Regions from separate parts of the Mus musculus genome. Here regions 1 and 3 are each linked to region 2. The links are chromatin loops, found by intact Hi-C in ENCODE. Cell type or tissue: heart. All regions are shown on one strand. Region 1 overlaps Nlgn1 (neuroligin 1). Region 2 holds the start of Nlgn1 (neuroligin 1). Region 3 overlaps Nlgn1 (neuroligin 1).

What was found. Peaks named below come from ENCODE experiments on the same cell type or tissue, not always from the same donor. Only the 100,000 strongest peaks of a DNase experiment are listed, where the experiment ranks them.
Region 1: it touches region 2 in a loop (7-fold over the local background); 4 of 42 quality-filtered maps call a loop at or near these places.
Region 3: it touches region 2 in a loop (5-fold over the local background); 3 of 42 quality-filtered maps call a loop at or near these places.

The regions. Positions count from the first base shown.
Region 1 is chr3:26,094,397-26,096,896 of GRCm38, reverse strand. The region is part of intron 2 of Nlgn1 (neuroligin 1); the gene reads left to right. Among named protein-coding and RNA genes, the nearest start is that of Nlgn1, 58 kb to the left of the region's middle. In heart, a CTCF peak has its summit at 1,158; no DNase peak of the experiment used is centred here.
Region 2 is chr3:26,152,509-26,155,008 of GRCm38, reverse strand. Nlgn1 (neuroligin 1) reads left to right here and starts at 1,023. Exons shown (of 6, transcript NM_001357096.1): 1 at 1,023-1,744. In heart, a CTCF peak has its summit at 992; no DNase peak of the experiment used is centred here; H3K4me3 peaks cover 1,564 bases.
Region 3 is chr3:25,652,177-25,654,676 of GRCm38, reverse strand. The region is part of intron 3 of Nlgn1 (neuroligin 1); the gene reads left to right. Among named protein-coding and RNA genes, the nearest start is that of Nlgn1, 500 kb to the left of the region's middle. In heart, a CTCF peak has its summit at 1,522 (motif pointing left); no DNase peak of the experiment used is centred here.

The sequences.
Region 1 (2,500 bases), 58 kb after region 2:
TGTGTGGGTGTGTGTGAGAGGGGGCACAGAATTATTGTCCTTCAGATGCCATCTACTTTTATCTATCTATCTATCTATCTATCTATCTATCTATCTATCTATCTATCAGTCTATCCATATATTGATCTCTATTATCTATTTTTTTGTGAGGCAGTCAGGAGTCTCTAACTAGCCTTGAACTCACCAAGAAAGCTAAGCTGATTTGATAATGAGCCCTATGGATTCTCTCTCTCAGCTTCCCCAGCAGTTGGATAGCAGGTGCATATCACTATGACTTTGTTTTAATGTGTAACTCGGGAGTAGAAGTCAGCATAACAAGGCAAGAATTTTGTGGGCTAAACCACTTCCCTCCCCAGCATCTGGGCATTTATTGAATTAAATAATAAATGTGATTGCCTAAACCACCTGACTAAAACAGTCTCACTCTTATCTGATTTTCTTTACTTTTGCAGTAAGTCTGCTATAGGATCATAATGAACACAGAAACAAAAGGATATATCAAAATAGTAAGAACATAGCTCAGGAATGACAAACAATACAGGAATTTAAATGCTTTCTTAACAGACGAGAGCATGGTAGTGCTCTGCAGAGCCTTGGAAATCATGTGGCCTGATATTGTTCTTCCAGGCAAATCTTACTGGCCTTTTACAATTAGATTAACCCTACCTCTTTAAAACTTGTTTGTAACATCATTCTTTTTTAATGCTACCATATTTCTAAATGTCCATGTTAGTCTGCTGTATCACTTCTGCCATGGTATTTCTTTTTAGGTTCTAGTGTTAGCTAATAGTTACGTCCTTAACATGCTTCTTCAATGTAGAGTTCTATTGGTTTTATTTACCACACTTAAATTTTCTCTTAAGTGAGAAACATCTTTGATTTTCTACCCCAAGTAGTGTTATATACATGTATTAGTTCCTGGGATTGGAATAGTCCTCTTGGAGAACTGAAAATTCAGAATTGTGAGCATAAGGTATTGGGGTCCTAGAAATGCATGATGGAAGCTGGGGTAGATGGGGGTGTTCAGAGATCCCTAGTGGGAACTCTAAAGTATGTGGTCTTCTCCAGAACAAAGACAGAAAGGAAGACAAGTGCCTGAAGAGGCTAGATGAGGGCATAGGGGTTCCAGCTGTAGGTGGTTGTGAGCCACCCAGTGTGGGTATGAGGAACTACACTTGGATCCTTCAGAAGAGCAGCAAGGGCTGTCTGTCTCTCCAGCTTTCTTGGTGATTTCTTTTTTGTTGTTGTGAGATGCTATACAGCTAGTTTTAGAATCAAATGACAGAGATATGGTTGTAATCTGAAGGTTGGTACTTTAAACTTTTTTTATTTAGGTCACTTCCATTATCCATTACCTGTTAATGACCCTCAAGTATGGAGTGTTTTGCTAAGCAAGCAAAATAGGGTTTTCATAGTGTGAGACACATGAAGGCTTTGTCTTCAGGGATAGCGTTCACATCTCTCTTTACCCTTCCTTTCTAAGTGTAGAGTCAATTTTCCAGTCTTTACTTAAGTGTTAGAGAACACTAGTACCTCAAAATTTCCCTCATTCTTTCCCTGAGTTTTAACTTTCTGTTTATTCCTTAACAACAAAAATGCATTGTTACCTGAAATAAATACATCAGTGTGTATTAGTATAAATGTATGTATTATTAGAGGCGAAAGAAAGGCAAGAAATGTGAGTAAATGTATTTACTTGTGTGAGAAAAAGAGGGAATGAGAGAAGAAAGAAAGGGAAGAAGGAAGGAGAAAAGAAAGGAGGAAAGAAGGAAGGGAGAGAGGGAGGAAGTAAGGATGAAATCAAGTAGGGAAGGAAGAAAGATAGGAGGCAAGGAAACAAGGAAGAAAAGAAGGAAGAAAGTAATGAAGGAAGGACAGAGGGAAGGAAGGAAGAAAGAGAGGGAGGAAAGAGGGTTGAACAAGGAAGGGAGGGAGGGAGCTAGGGAAGGAGGGAGGAAGGAAGGGACTAAGGCAGGCAGGCAGGCAAGCAGGAAGGAAGGAAGGAGGGAGGGAAGAAAGGGAGGAAGAGTACTCAGATAATCATTTCACATTTCCATCGTTGTAGTTTGTGCATGCAGGTTTTCTCCCCAGCGTTATTTTTAAAGTGAAACATTCTTCAACAACTTGGTAAATTTAGATATTTATAATAATCTATAATCACAGTTATAAGAACAAAATTTATTTGAATGCTATATAATTTATTCTGGAATCATATTGTTGTTACCTTGAAGTTATTTTCTAAAATAGATTCATCATAGGTGTAAATGAGTTTCAATCCCATAAATTCTTGAGACTAATTTTCTTGTATTATTTATAAAAACTAAAATTGTGACATAAAAAGTTCAAAAATTATTCCATATGATTTGTGATTTTCAGTGTACTTTGCTTCATTCATAAAGGAGTTTTGTGTTTTACTTCTTTCTAACACTTCCAAATTTGATCCTGAATCAGACATTTTACAGCTGGGTAATAACCTCTTGGAAAGCAGTGTTTATAACGG
Region 2 (2,500 bases):
TTGCCCTTTCTCTGCACTCAGACGTTGTGCCTGCTTTTCTGAGCAGACATAAAAAAATCCAAGATAATGGGTTGGAGAAATGGCTTCACAATGAGGGTGCTTACTGCTTTTATAGATAACCCAAATTTTAGTATGCTTGCTGGATGGCTTTCAAAGGCCTATCTCTCTTGCTCTAGGGCATGACTTCTGCCCTCCTTAGGCATCTGCACACACAGGGAGCATGTGCATAGGTGCATGAACATCTATGAGTAAAATGATAAACATACACATATATTCCAAATAAATCTCATTCCAAAATGAGAGCTGGCAAGATAGCTCAGTGGGTAAAAATGCTTGACATCAAACTGAAGGTGTGATTTAGGTCCCCAGGGTCCATTAAATAGAGGGAGCTGAAGAGACTCCTGAAAGTTATACTCTGACTTCCATACATAGGTCCTGGCATATGTGCTTGCACATGCAACTTTCTGCATGCATATACACACAGATAAAAAGTAGATTTAATTGAAGATATTTTAAAATTCCAAATGATAAAATATTATCTAGATAATCCTTTATTATATTTATTCAAAGGAAACAAAAGGTTAAATGGTTTTCTGAAACAATACATTTCAAAAGAACAGAATTGTGTGTGTGTGTGTGTGTGTGTGTGTGTGTGTGAGCGCATGTGCATGCTAACTGCTAACTATGGGTGTTTAGGAAACAAATATATTTCCTTGAAATCATAGTGCTTCCCTAAGTTGACATATTAGCTACTAAATGTTATTGGGGAAAAACTTTAAATGTCGAAAAGACCTTCAGTTTTCCAGTAAAAGGCAAAACCCATCCTACCTGTTTAGTAGACAGCTTCATTTTACTCGTAGTGATTGGAGTTCAGCACCCTGGTTACTATAACAGCAAGTTATTCCTAGATGCCAGGGGACCAAGAAGGGGGTGGAAAAGGTGAAGAGGGGATGGAGGAAAAAAGTGAATTCCCTGCAATATCGCCGCGAGCCACTAGGGGTACCTTTGTATCATTTTTCATTCTGCACCGATTTGGAGTAGAAACCTGTATTAGGGGAAAACCAGGGTCCTCGGCATTTTTTTCTTTTCTTTCTTTCTTTTTTTTCTTTTGCGAGCAGTGCACCCAGAATCCAAAAAGATTTTTAAAAAATTAAAAAAGGCAGGAAGGAAAGAAGAAAAGGAAAGGAAAGAAAGAAACCACAGCCCTTCGGTAACCCGGATAGGGCTACGGAATCGTTCTACTGGACGCGAGCACTGGGGATTCATCTTTGAGGTCAATTTCCAATCGAGATAAATCTATTGGATTAGTAGGATTATCTGATCGCAGCTCAAAGAAGTAACGTTGTTTGATCGTTTGTATTTCTTGCCTGATGGTAGGAATTACACGGATGCGGCTTTGGTTCTCCAGGATTCTGGATCCTGGCAGCATCTGGAGAGAAAAAAAGCATCAATCCACACGTTTAGGAAGTGTCCGTGGGTGAATAACGAGGGAGGGGGAGGTGGATCTGGGGTTGCGGCTGCTTAAAGAAAAAAAAAATAAATAAATAAAGGAAGCATCTTGAATTCTGAAACAAGAATTACCCAGTTCCAGAGGTTGAAAAGAAAGCATCTGCAAACTGGTAAATACTTTGACCGTTTCGGCTTGAATTTGACGGGAAGTGTTGGTAAAACTGTCTCCTTGAATAATGGAAAGAGGACTGGGGGAAGATGAGGGGGCTCCCTCGGTGGACGTGTCTTCCTGAGGGTAAGTTTGTGCCTCTTTCCTCGGGAGAGGGCTGCGGGTTTGGGTATCACTGTGCGGAAGGGGTTGCAGACGCGGCGCCGGAGAAATGGGGCGAGCAGGCTGGAAGCCCACCTCGCGCATCTCCCAGGCATCGCGACCTCTCCGCTCGCACCGAGCTTCAAAACCTGGGTTTTGTGGCGTCAGTGGGGAAGCCAAGCAGCCTTCTGCCTCTCAACTTTGCCTTGGGGGGAAAAAAAAATCTCTCAGTAAGGAGATCCCTCTTGGACCAGGAGATTTTTCTCTTAGAGATACTTTAAGGAGAGGAGGCAGCCAGTGCTTTAGAAAATCCTGCTTGGGGGGTTGGGGGAGAGCTCCGGTCTTCATTATGCTGCCTCGGCCCAGTTTCCCAGGCTGTCTAAGCTTCTTGGGGGAATGCTGGGGATGCAGTCAGCAAGAGGATGGCCTTTTTCATAAGCTCCGATGTTCCCACCCTCTGTTTCTTTCTGCCTTTCCCCACCACCTCCTTCTTTCGGTCGGGCACTAAAGGGTTACAGTCGCTGCATCTGGTCCTGGAGAAAGAAGTAGGATTCTGCCACTCAGGTTATCTTGTGACTGCCTTTTAGGACTTTGCATAATACAGTCAGTCTTAACTTTCTTGAGTTAGATGAGCTTCTTTGCAGTATTTCCGCCCAGGGCCCAGGCTGAGTGCACCGGGCATCGGGCATCGAGCCACCTTTAGGATTTTAGCTTGCTTCCCTCTGCTCCTGACTCCTAGTT
Region 3 (2,500 bases), 500 kb after region 2:
CCCTTGTAAACGCCGTCTCATCTAGTCGGGTAGTGTTTGAAAAGCTTTCACTCGGGGTCTTCGGTGACCTTGGTGTTGTGTGCCATTTGTGCATCATTAAAAGGTTGTAATGAAGTTCTGCTGCACGCAGATTGTAAAAGGTCAAGCAGAAAGCTGGGAGCCAATGAGATTGGGAAGAAAAATTGTGCTGGCTGCGGAAGTTGAGGGATTCATTATATGGATGCTATGGGGTTTTCAGCAGACTAATAACTGGGTTAGCAATAGAATGTAAATCTTCTCAGCCACTTAGTTGGAATCTGCTCCTCCTTGATTTGTGGGGATATATTTTTAACAGAGTACAAGGAAAGTCATTACACTCAGAGGAAAGCCAGTAGATTGGTAAATGCACTCTGGATGGTCTAGCCAAAAAAAGAACAGAGCTAGAGGGATAAAGCATTTCTGCCTTCCCAGTTGCCAGTGTGAGAAGAATTGTCATGCAATATGAAATTACTACCACACAAAAACTTTGCATAAGTAGTTGCTTTGATTCTATTAAGGTTATAAAAGTCTGGCATTCGCTTCAGTGGTCAATAGGTACAAGTCTAGATAATTAAAATACTTAAAATTGCTACCGACAAAATTAATTAAAAGTGTGTGATATAGAAATAACTTTAAAATGCTTGCATCTTCTAGCTAGTTCACCGAAAAAGAATCATTAAGCTAAGCAAAATCTGATATGATTGCTCTACAAGAGAAAAATAAAATCTCAGAAGTTGATGGATTACCACTGAATATTGCCTGGATATAGCATCTTAAAATGAGATCCTAGTAATTGGAACACCAGAACAGCCATTGTGTCATGTGTTAAAAACTAGAATACAGAGTGCAGTAGCCTATCCTGTAAATTAGCTATAAACCTCATGTTGACATAAGTCAAGTCTCTGAAATTTGCCTGAGAGTAATTAAAAGCATAGTTATTCCATTAGGCTAGTATAACATGTTCCCTGGATGCTAAAAAAGGAAGTAGACTTGTTCTAAAGAAGAATAGACTGTCACTAAGGCATGTCATAGCATCCAGAGGCTAGGGTACCACTAAGATGAGCAATGAAGTGGTGGAGAGAAGGAAGACAAAGAGACACAAAATGGTGTGTGTGCAATGAAGAGAAGAGGGCCAAGAGATGTGGATGGAGGTGAGAAGCAGCTTGATGTGAGTCAGAAGTGCTGCCTCCTGAGGTCGCAGTGAGGTCCTGGCCATACTCTTGTCAAGGACCTTGTCTAGCAGTAATATGGTCACTCTGGGCTGCTGCCTGGGGCTATGTTGATGTCATATGGCTAAACAAAGCCTGCTCCATCCATCATCAGTACAGAACTCAGGAGTGTGGGCACGACACTTCACCGGGGCAGCACGGTAGAATGAGCTCTTGTGATGTGAACATGTGAGAGAAGCCCCAAGAGTGTGAGAGCTGGAAAGCTGGGTCTGCCCCATGCCAGCTGCATGGGTAAGCTAGTGAGGTCAGTGCTGGAGAGCTCCCTCTGGTGGTTCAAGTACAGGAGATCTAGTGAACTGCCTGGCTCAGTTTCTACCCAAGCTCAGATTCCACCCAACTCAGGCTTTGAGTTGGCACACCCAACATGCACCTAATCTATGAATTGCAGAGCATATCCTGCAGGGCTGGTCCTACGGATCCAGAGCTGCAGGATCTCCATGACACAGGGAAACAGCAAGATATCTGAGAAGAGTTCCATTGAGGATCCAGTATTGATAATTTAGGAAGCCAAATCTGACCAATGACTCATAGCAATCAACATTTACAAGTTAAGCTGTATAGTAAAGAGTATACAAGTAAAGGGTATACTATTTGACATATCATGGCACATCAGAGCTTTCACAGTGAGATTATTTATTTGTTCATTTGTATTTTTTGTTTTCTTTGTGGAGGGAACAGATGAGTGGGATTGGGATATATGATAAGAAATTCACAAAAAAATCAAAAAGGTAAAAGAAAATGTCACATTAAATCAGGATTTTGGCTGAATACATGTATATATATATATATATATATATATATATATATATATATATATACATATTCAGAGGAATACATTACAGTTCTCACACAAAATTTAATCTTTTGTGGTTATCACATAAAATACAAACACAAGGTTAATTTGTGCATTATTTTAATACTTTATGTATATATCAAGGTTTGTGTGCAATGCGCACATCTGGTATTGTATCAGTGCTCAAAATGTCATACTGTGAAAAATTCCTGTGCTTAGAATTTTTGGGTACGGGAAACCTCTTGAGCATTTTCTAGAGCAGGCATGAGCTCTCAGCATCATACATAAAAATAGGTGTGTACCTAGTTCATGGAGAGATGATTTCTCAAATAATAAGATATTAAACAATAGAGGAAGATACCTGATAGTGTCATCTGGCCTTTATATGCAGACATACTCAAACACCTTCACATGCACATGAACATGTACACGTACTGCATGCACACAGGCACACACATCT